Linked DNA regions of Homo sapiens: region 1 is linked to region 2. A link is an interaction called in ENCODE POLR2A ChIA-PET data of the cell type or tissue named here. Cell type or tissue: PC-9. All regions are shown on one strand. Each heading gives the region's core, and the rest is flanking DNA. Links, peaks and the distances in the headings are about the cores only.

The links. Peaks named below come from ENCODE experiments on the same cell type or tissue, not always from the same donor. Only the 100,000 strongest peaks of a DNase experiment are listed, where the experiment ranks them.
Region 1: POLR2A ChIA-PET joins it to region 2 with 26 read pairs; 1 of 35 experiments calls an interaction of 5 or more read pairs at or near these places.

What each region holds. Positions count from the first base shown.
Region 1 is chr1:233,719,116-233,724,781 of GRCh38, forward strand. It overlaps LOC124904552 (a long non-coding RNA gene), which reads left to right and starts at 5,350. Exons shown (of 2, transcript XR_007066947.1): 1 at 5,350-5,666. RefSeq lists an enhancer at 4,867-5,666. In PC-9, for the core only: no CTCF peak of the experiment used is centred there; DNase peaks (open chromatin) are centred at 1,376 and 2,316; H3K27ac peaks cover 1,539 bases.
Region 2 is chr1:233,364,690-233,370,355 of GRCh38, forward strand. The region is part of intron 5 of MAP3K21 (mitogen-activated protein kinase kinase kinase 21); the gene reads left to right. Among named protein-coding and RNA genes, the nearest start is that of MAP3K21, 40 kb to the left of the region's middle. In PC-9, for the core only: no CTCF peak of the experiment used is centred there; a DNase peak (open chromatin) is centred at 2,832; H3K27ac peaks cover 1,948 bases.

The sequences.
Region 1 (5,666 bases), core at 720-4,719, 350 kb after region 2:
ATTTGTGATCCTCTTCCAAAGAGAATCTCAGCTAACTTTAGAGGTATGGCAAGAGAAATCACCTGATCAACAGTATTAACAGCTTAAACTTTGGAGTTCTTTCTGTGGATCTCTCAATACTAGCTGGGATGCCTGCTGTGCTTCAGTGTATATATTTATTTCAAGTAAATAAGACTATTAAATGGAGATTTTGTGTCCCTAAGAACCACTTTCAAGCAGCTCCAGAGATACCAATCACCATAGAATGTGGGTGGTCCCTTCCATTAGGGGATAGGAGTCACTACTCCAGGACTGCTTGGCTGCTGGCTGTGCCTTTATTGGTGACTGTTTTTAGAGGCTCAATATCTTGCCAAAGAAAATTTGAACCACCTGAGTATCTACCTCAGTGCCTTTTGAATAGTCAGCACTGAATAAGTATTTGTTGGCCGAATGAATGGATGTCCTATGGGTTCATGCAATTGTAATCCTATTCAGGATACTGTATCTAGGTTCCTTATCCTACCTTTCCAGACACTGTTTCAATGAGTTAAAGGAACCTCCTGCCAGGAAGGATCATTAACTACCTTATTTGATCTGATCTTTGTTCTGGAAGGCCCAGAGCTAAGGACAAAACCTACAGCTCCCTCTGCATAAGACTTGGATACCTTTAATTCTGTCTGCCCCGAAGTGCCTACAGTCACATGTCAGCCACACTGTGCTCAATCCAAGGACTCATCTGCACAGCCACACTGCTGTCACTAAAGTGTCTAACACATCAAGGGAAGGACTTGGGACATACTTATGAAAACTGTTCAAACATTTGGCACTTGGTTCAAAGACAGAAACCTGGCAAGTGCCAACTCCTATTCCTTCTGGGCATTCATTAGGCCCTAAATATCTGAGTTTTGGCATCATCTGATTTGCCCACCACAATCTCCTTGAAGTTCTCTAGGAGAGAGGAACCAGGCAATAGCAAGTTATGGTTCAGTATATGAGACAGCCTGTTCCATTCATACAAATAAGAGCAACATTTTGCCAAGTACATGCGGTACACCTGCACCCCACAGAATCTGGTTGTGCTTGCCTGAGGGATGACAGGCTCTCCTGGACAGCTGGCCCTGGCTTCCGGTCACGAGTGAGTGCTGGAATTCATGAGTGAATGCAGATCATGGGTGAATTCTTTCTGTGCCTGTCCCTGTCTGTACAACTCTGCACAATTAAGGTCTTCAAATTGCCCTATGCTCTGTGCATTTAGAATATCAGCTGTTTATCCATGATTTACCACATGCCAGATACATTTCTGAACACTTTGCACATTATTAACTGACTTAATCTTCAGTGCAACCCTATCTATGAATGAGCATTCTTTTTGCCTCCCTTTTTCAGATGAGTCATAGAACTTAAGCAACTTGCCCAATGCCACCTTGAAAATGAGAAATGGAAATGAATTTGAACCTATTCAGGCACCAGAACTCGTGCCATAATAAAATCTTGCCTCTCATATTTCGTATCTGACTCAGTTATCTTAGAAAGCAAAAATATGGGCCAGGCACAGTGGCTCATGCCTGTAATCCCAGCACTTTGGGAGGCCGAGGTGGGCGGATCACCTGAGGTCAGGAGTTCGAGACCAGCCTGGCCAATGTGGTGAAACCCCATCTCTACTAAAAATACAAAAATTAGCTGGGCGTGGTGGCGGACGCCTGTAATCCCAGCTACTTGGGAGGCTGAGGCAGGAGAATCACCTGAACCTGGGAGGCGGAGGTCGCAGTGAGCCAAGATCATGACACTGCACTCCAACGTGGGCGACAGAGTAAGACCCTGTCTCAAAAACAGAAGAAAAAAAAAAAGAAAGAAAGCAAGAAAATGCCTGTGCATATTTCTTTGTACACAATTTAGTACCATGACACAAGGATAGAAGCATGTGGCAGATTTTTATTTTGATGAAAAGCAAGCTTTGTCTATCTTGTTAAAGGCGTTTGGATATGATGCAATTCCAAATCAGGCTCTTCTCTTTATTCATATGCCCAACTCACCTGTGGAGACCTCCGAGGAAGCTCAGCTCATTGGCTTTGATTCAGCAACCAGTTTTCCTGACTTTGGAGTAGGAGTCACATGACAGGCTAGGAGGTAAAAGCTGTATCACAGAGAAATAACTCCTTGTCAATTTCCAGTTTCTGCCATTACCTAAAAGGGACCTGACTGAGTGACACTGTGTGGCCTAGAGTGACTTTAGCTGAAGAGTTCACTTTACTGGCTTCTAGGCAATTTATTACCATTATGAACAATCTGCTCTTTTTTTGTCATGCTCTATCATTTCGTAACACTTTCTCTTCTCATAGCAACGTGCTCTTCCCCAGGATGCCCTTATATGGCAGCTATGCCCAGGGCAATGACACTAGCTCACAGTTGTTGTTTACCTTGTGCAGGGGTGAGCAAGGACAGCTTTCCCCTTCATCCTCTGAAGGTTCATTGAAAATGAACTAAAAAAAGGCAGATTAATAGGAGAAAAAGGCATACACATCTATTTTAACATGTATAGCATGGGAGAATTGCAGGAGAATGATTATTCAATAATCCAATGGGGTCCAGGTGCTTATAAACCTTTCTTCATAGGAGAAGGGGTGAGGGGAATGCAGGAGTAAATAAATTTTAGGGAGAATGAATGCACCCAATATTCAGATAGGGATAACTAAATAATTCTCTTAGGGAATTGAATGGGACTGGAGAACAAACACAGTTCAAAGTTTGTCTGAGCTCTAGGTTTGGTGTTTAATTTTTAGTCTTTTTCTCTGTGATGAGTTTTAATCTTCCCTGCTTAATGAAATTTCCAGGAAGGGATTGCAGGCAATTGGATTTCTCTTTGGAAGTCCGGTTTCTGGGCAGATAAGGGAACTTCAGAGAATAGCCTCGTCATCTGCTTTGGGAGAGACAAAGGTGTGAGAGATGGGGGTCGGGGAAAGGTCAGAGGGATCTTGAGACTTTTTGTTTAGTTCCATATTTTGGGAAGTCATTTCCTGAGCCCCAACACTTTTTTATAAAACCAGATTAGTCACTCCAGGCTGCTTTCAGGGCTGCTGTGAAACAGGGATAAAAACAGTTATATTGGTCACCTGCAGGGAAATTATGCCAGGAGGCAAGATGCATATAATTGGCCATGGCAATTTCCAAAGATATGCTACAAATAATCTTTCTCAATTCCATATAGGTCCTTGAATCCTCAGATAGTCCAGTCAAAGCTGATCCTTTGTCCTTGCCAGTGACCGGCAGGTCTTTCCAGACACTCAGAGCGGCCAAGACAGCATTTTTAAAAGCGCCACTCTATATTTAGCAGTCCAAATTGCCTATGGCTTCACTCTCCCTTTGTACTTGCATCACCTAAAAAAGCTCCCCTTCACATGCAAGGTCAAAGAGACGAGGCAGACATTGATTTCTGTTGCCTGTAGAACCCAGAATAACTCTACTACTGAAAATGTTGCTCTAGGGTGGAAACTGAAAAGAATGGATGCTATTCAATTCAACTTTGGCAAAGTGCAGAGGCAGGAGAGAATTTTAGCAAGGTTAGTGCACAGAGGTCCTGGCTTCCCGTGTCCAGAGAATTTCAAGTTCACGTCAGGCCAGGATGATGCCTTGGGATCAGAGGTTTGGCACAATGCCCTGAAGTTCCCACTCTTTCCCGTTTACTTATTTTCTCTTCTTTTGTTCTCCCTTTTCCTCCTCCCTTCTTTCTTTCCTTCCTTCCTTTTTTCCTCCCTTCTTTTCTCTTTCTTCTTCCTCCCTATTTTCCTTCTACTCAGTTCTCAGTTAATGAGCTTTTACTGTTTTTGAGCAAATGGGCTCTCTGCCTGATGTAGACAGAAACCAAGAACCATGGCACCGGCTTTTGAGAAAAGGAAGGCTTTATTGCAAAATCATCAAGCAGGAAGACAGGAAGTAGGTTCAAATCTGGCTCCCTGACTTGGGATCTGGGGAAAGTTTTAAGGGATCAGAGGCTAGGGATAGAATTTAGGAATGCTGACTTGACAGGGTCTGATTGGAAGTATGCTGAGACAGATCTTAGCACAAGATCTTCCAGGCCAATGAACCTCTTGCTTCTGAAAGAGTTCCAGTATTCAGGTTCTGGTCATATCCTAGTCTTGGTTCTGAGAAAATTGGCTGGTTACGGACATTATCAGAGGTCAAAGCTTTTTCCCTTGAGCATCCTTGGGCTACATGACATGCAGTTATTTCGCTCTGTTATACCTACAAGGTAACTTGACATGTTGTTGTCATGAGAGTAGGCCCAGTTTGTTCTGGTCCCACAGTTACATTATTAAATTTTGTGCAGTGTGCGAGGCATCAGGATTATTAAAGTTATTAATAAAAATCACTGACTTAAAAGAGCTCACCTATTAGAGGGCTGGACACACAAACAGGCCATCATAATACAGTGTCATACTAGGATGACAAAGAAGGAGAAAAGGCATTCAGCTAGCCTGAGAGGTGCCAGGGAAGGCTGCCCAGTTAGGATAACACGGAGCTGTGTAACTCTTCATCCCACCAGATAAGAGCTGGCCCCGTGAAGAGCATGCCCCTTATTTCTCCTTTTTTAAGCTTGCATGGCAAATAAGAAAGCCATGTCAGCGGCACTTCAGCCTGCTGCATTCTGCGTCGAGCTCCTGTCTGATTTACCACCTTAGCCTCCTTTCACTGTTGGCATTCTCATTCCTCTGGCCTATGGTTATAGGGTCACACCATCTTCTTTGAGCTTAAGAAAAGGTCTATAAATAAAATAAAATCTCAAAAGGTAAATAGTAATTCTGCATTACACGAGGCAAATATTTAAAACATGATCTACTTTTTCTTTCTTCTTTTTTTTTTTTTTGAGACGGAGTTTTGCTCTTATAGCCCAGGCTAGAGTGCAATGGTGCGATCGCAGCTCACTGCAACCTCTGCCTCCTGGGTTCAAGTGATTCTCCTGCCTCAGCCTCTCCAGCAGTGAGAGGTGAAGCCCGCTGGGCTTCTGGGTCAGGTGGGGACTTGGAGAACTTTTCCGTCTAGCTAAAGGATTGTAAATGCACCAATCAGGGCTCTGTGTCTAGCTATAGGTTTGTAAATGCACCAATCAGCACTCTGTGTCTAGCTAATCGGGTAGGGTACTTGGAGAACTTTTGTGTATAGCTAAAGGATTGTAAATGCACCAATCAGCACTCTGTGTCTAGCTAAAGGTTTGTAAATGCACCAATCAACACTCTGTCAAAACGGACCAATCAGCACTCTGTAAAACGGACCAATCAGCACTCTGTAAAATGGACCAATCAGCTCTCTGTAAAATGGACCAATCAGCAGGATGTGGGTGGGGCCAAATAAAAGCAGGCCACCCGCGTCAGCACCAGCAACCTGCTGGGGTCCAGTTCCAGTCTGTGGGAGGTTTGTTCTTTCGCTCTTCTCAGTGACTCTTGCTGTTGCTCACTTTTTGGGGCTGCGCTAATCTTTATGAGCTGTAACACTCACTGCGAAGGTCTGCACTTCACTCCTGAAGACAGCGAGACCACGAAGGGAGACCACCGGGAGGGACGAACAACTCTGGAGTGCCAGCTTTATGAACTGTAACCCTCACCGCGAAGGTCTGCAGCTTCACTCCTGAAGTCAGCGAGACCACAAACCCAGCAGTAGGAAGAAACTCCAGACACGTCTGAACATCAGAAGGA
Region 2 (5,666 bases), core at 868-4,867:
CCTGTATTGTATTATACAGCTTTTCTTTTCCTGAGAAGAGAGGAGAAATTTTAGTTACACATTTATTTACTTTTTGGCACTTAATGAAAGATTCCAGTTAAAACATAACCAAGAAATCTACTGCTATAATCCTGACCCATCACCAAGGAATGAAATTTGGTTTCTGGAATTTTTAGCATGACAGTTACCTCTTCTGCCCACAAGATGGCACTACATTATCATCTTAATATTAATAATACTGGTACCAATATGGAAATTTCTATTAGAATGCTCCAACCCTAAACTCACACACATGCACGCATATTTACTTGTACAATATCCTAGAATGGGACAGACATCCAAAAAGGGAAATGATAACTATAAAAATAATTATTTTTTTCTTGGAGAATTCCGCTTAGTATAGAAGAGAAAGCAAGCATGTGTAACTTAAAATCCAGGGAGTTAGTTGCATTCAATATTATCTGCTAGAAAATTCTTTAAGTTAGTATTGTTTAATAGGGGAAACAATTCAGGACATGGGCCTAGGCAAAAATTTTATGACTTAAGACTTCAAAAGCTCAGGCAACAAAAAACAAAAATAGACAATTGGGACTATATTGAACCGAAAAGCTTCTGCACAGCAAAGGAAACAATCAACAGAGTGAAGAGACCACCTGTAGAATGGGAGAAGATATTAGTCAACTATTCATCTGACAAGGGACTAGCACAGAATATACACAGAACTCGAATAACTCAATGGCAAAAACACAAATAATTTGATTTAAAATTGGACAAAGGAACTGAATAGACATTTCTCAAAAGAAGACATAAAAATGGCCAGCAAGCATATGAAAAAATGCTTAGCATCGCTAATCCTCAGGGAAATGCTAATGAAAATCACAGTGAGCTAGCTCACCTTAGTTAGAATGGCTGTTATCAAAGAGACGAAAAATAGTAAATGTTGGTGAGGATGTGGAGAAAAGGGAACTCTTACACACATTCTCTTGTAATTTTGTCTTTGAGAATTATTGCTGATCATTTTAAATCTTATGGCTATCTATAGCTAATGGAAGTGTAAGTTAGTACAGCCATTGTGGAAAACAGTATGGAGGTCTCTCAAAAAAAAAACTAAAAATAGAACTGCTGTATGATCCAGGAATTCCACTACCAGGTGTTTACTCAAAGGAAAGAAAATCTGTATATCAAAGGGATGTCTGCAATCCCATGTTTATGGCAACACTATTCACAATGACAAAGATAAGGAATCAATCTAAGTGTCCATCAATGGATGAATGAATTAAGACAATGTGGTGTGTTTACCTGATGGAACACTATTCAGCCATAAAAAAGAATAAAATTCTATCTTTTGTGGCAACGTGGATGAGCCTGGATGACATTATGTTAAGTGAAGTAAGTCAGGCACAAGAAAATAAATACTGCATGTTCTCACATATATGTGGGAGCGAAAAAAATTGGAGTCCGTGGAAATAGAGAGTAGAATTGTGGTTATTGGGGTGGGAAGGGCTTGAGGGGAGGGGAGGTTGCAGAGAGGTTAGTTAATGGATACCAAAGTACAGCTAGGTAGGAGGAATGAGTTCTGGTATTCTGCAATACTATAGGGTGAATATGGTTAACTGTAATTTATTGTATATTTTCAAAAAGCCAGAAGAGAGGATATTGAATGTTCACAACACAAAGAAATGATCAATACCCAAAGTAATACATATGCTAATTACTCTGACTTGATCATTATATATTGTAAACAAGTACCAAAATATCACTCTGTACCCCATAAATATGTATAATTTTTATGGGTCAACAAAAAGACGAAGAGAAACAAATTCTAATACTGTTAAATGGCACACTGTTCAGGGAGAAACGTGATAAGTGGTAGATGGAACAGCGATGCTGTCCTTTCATGGAGTTACCAACTTCTTGAACTCCTTTTGCAGGATTTTTCCCTATGCATAATAAGCTTAGAGAATTTCTCCGAAACATATTCTAGAGTCCTCCAAGCTGACCTTTAATATTTGTGCCTGCAGATCTTTCAAAAACTTGGTATTAAATATGAATCATTACATTCTCTTGTAACTTTGTCCTCGAGAATTACTGCTGATCGTTTTTAATCTTATGGGTATTTATAGCTATGGTGATTTAGTGATAGAAACCTCAAAAGTGATTTTTTTTTCCTCCTGGAATTTCTTCATGGCTGGCTACCAAATAAGGAAGATTAATGCTTAAAAAGTAAGACAGTAATAATCTAGGATAATAATTTTAAAACAATACTTTGTGATTATGTAGTATTTTTCTTGGAATTTGCAAGAGAAAAAAGCATGGTCACAGTGCATCTTTTTATTTTGTGAGTACTCTATATTGATTGCTCCTTCTGTTTATGTTTACTTTTAACTGAAGTTGTGTTTTTTGGACACGTTAATACAAGACAAAAGCTTTAAAGCCTCCAAAAGTTGGTATGTCACTAAAGCAGTGGCATTCTAACTTTGATTGCTTCAGAAGTGTCCAAAGCCTGCAAAAACCATCTACCTCACAGGTATGCGAGTGAGTAGAAGGGTGGATGGGAGAGAGCATATAACCTCACCTGGATTCTTTAGAGAATACATTCCTTTTCATCTGCAAATGGAAGCCTCCCACTGAGGCAATTAGCTTTGTTAGTGAAATATTCATATTGCCAGCAAAAATACTAGGATAGGTTTTACTCAAGCCTGTGATTGAACTATAGCTGCTATGACCAGGCATCTTGAGAACCATTATTCTAGTGAGTACAAAGAAAATCTGAGCACAGGCCACAGGCATTTTAACAATTCAGCTTTAGTTTTCCCAAATGTTTAGCTGGCACAGACTCAACCTTTCCCTACTTCAAAGGGACAAGGATGTTTACGATAAAGAATGTTGGCTGGGCGTGGTGGCTCATGCCTGTAATCCCAGCACTTTGAGAGGCCAAGGCAGGCAGATCACCTGAGGTCAGGAATTCGAGACCAGCCTGGCCAACATGGAGAAACCCCATCTCTATTAAAAGTACAAATATTAGATGGGCGTGGTGGCAGGCACCTGTAATCCCAGCTACTCAGGAGGCTGAAGCAGGAGAACTGTTTGAACTCAAGAGGCAAGGTTGCAGTGAGCTGAGATCTCGCCACTGCACTCCAGCCTGGGTGACAGGAGCAAGACTCCGTCTCAAAAAAAAAAAAAAAAGAATGTTTTCTTTCTGTTTACAACATAAAGTATGCTTTTCAAGTGGAAGTATTTAGGTGTTTTTGGAAGGTTGGAAGCACTCTGAATCTTAGGTGTTGTTAAAATGCAGCCTTGTATCTTTGCTGCTCTCACCCGTGGCTTTCCACGTGTTCCATGTTGGTTTCCTGATCTGTGCTTAGTATTTATTGTCCCATCATTTGTTCCAAATAACTTGTCAATCAGATCCTGTGGCTTGGTTCTTGGCTTTCTTCTGTTATTGACAGGAGGGCTCCTCTTGCTGTAAAAGTTCTCAGAGCATTTGTTTCTGTCGTGTTGTAACAATCAGGTGGCTAGCTGAACATTTATAAATGACTTTAGTCTAAACTGTTTCCTTTCTATGGTTAAGAATTTTTTTTCTTTGACCACCTCTTTCCCCCAACTACCACCACCTAGTCTAGTCAATTTTTTACCTCAACTGCTCTGCCCTGGTCAAGTCTTTCAAAAGGAATGACTTGGGGCTAGGTGCAGTGACTCACGCCTGTCATCCCAAGCACTTTCAGAGGCCAAGGCAGGTGGATTGCTTGAGCCCAGGAGTTCAAGACCAGCCTGGGCAACATGGTGAAACCCCATTTCTACAAAAATATACAAAAATTAGCTGGGCATAGTGGTGCATGCCTGTAGTACCAGCTACTCAGAAGGCTGAGACAGGAAAATTGCTTGAGCCAGGGGAGGTCAAGGCTGCAGTGGACTGAGATTGCACCACTGCACTCCAGCCTGGATAACAGAGTAAAATCTTGTCTTTAAAAAAAAAAAAGTATGACTCAGCAGATGGAGGAGCCTCCCATTTGGTCTTTCCTTTCCGTTTGGTTTGTCTTCCAAATCTCCTCCAGCCTGCTGTGTATTCCTCAGCAACTCACTTCAAGCACCAGCCTGATCCTGTAGATGAACCCTGCATAACTTTCTCCGTCAACAAACACCTGAGGATCTGCTGTGTCCCCAGTACTAGGGGTGATTATAAAACATATATGCAGTCTCTGCACTCATGTTTCCCACAGAGAAAGTACTCATTCAGCAAAGTTTTCTAAGTACCTGTAATGTGCAAGGCACTGTGCCAGTCTGAAGTCATGGAGACTGTCATGGTCACTGCCCATAGAGCACTTACCTTATATTGAGGGAGGGGGCAGAACTTAAGCTAATAATTCAATACTTATTTGCTTCTATAATCATTAGCTGCTGTGAGGGAAAAGTCACATGACAGTGACTAGTGCAGAGATGTAACCTGGTCTAAGGTGATCATAGAAGGCTTCCTAACGGAGTTCGAAACCAGCCTGGGCAACACGGTGAAACCCCGTCTCTAGTAAAATACAAAAAAAAAAAAAAAAAAAATTAGCCAGGTGTGGTGGTGTGCGCCTGTAATCTCAGCTACTCAGGAGGGTGAGGCAGGAGGATTGCTTGAACCCGGGAGGTGGAGGTTGCAGTGCACTGAGATCGCACCATTGCATTCCAGCCTGGGTGACAGAGCAAGACTCCATCTCCAAAAAAAGAAGTAACATTTAAATTGAGACGTGATATGGGAATTTACCAAATACAGAAGATGAAGAAAGAGAATAGGCTGAGAGCACATGTGGAGGAAACTTGGTTTCTTCCAGGAATTGAAAAAAGTTCAGTGTGGTTTGAACAGGGTTCAGCACACTGCCCTATGGGCCCAATCCCGCCTCTACCCGCTTTGTACAGCCATGAGCTCAGAATGGTTTTTACACTTTTAAATGCTTGAAAAAAATCAAAGAGGAAGAAGAATACTTCATTGCACCTGACATGATATGAAACTGATATGAAATTTCAATATCCATAAAGATCATTTTACTGGGACACATTCATCTTTGTGTTGACTGTGGCTGCTTTCTCTCACATCAGCAGAGTCAGGCAGTTGTTACAGAGACTGTGTGGCTCACAGAGCCTAAAATGGGGCATTTTGCAGAAGAAGTGAGCTGACCCCTCTTCCAGGCTGTGACGAGTGAGAGGAGAATAGGGCAAGATGAGGCTGGAGCAGAAAGAAGAACTCAGGCTCAGGTTTGCAGGGACTTCCAGAATGTGTTACAGTTTTAATCTGTAACTTAAGAATCATGAGAGGCCTTTGAAGGATTTTAAGCAGGGGAATGACATGTCAGTCAGGCATATTAAAAATGCATCTGGCTGCTGTGAAGTGGACTTGGGGGGCCAAATGTGGATGCAGGAAGATGGACACAAGGCATTGTAGCAGGCTAGGGATGACATGGTGATTGGCCGTGCAGATGGAGAGAACAAAAGGAAAAAAACATTTATTGAGCATTTATTATGTCCCAACCCCTGTGGTAAGTACTTTTTATACTTCTTTGCACTGAATTTTTCATAGCAGTCCTGTGAAATAGGAATAATTAGTTCTTTTCCATTTTTGTCAGTAAAGATACTGAGACTTCAAGACCTTAAGTTACTTTCTTGAAATTCATATGGCTGTGGTAGAA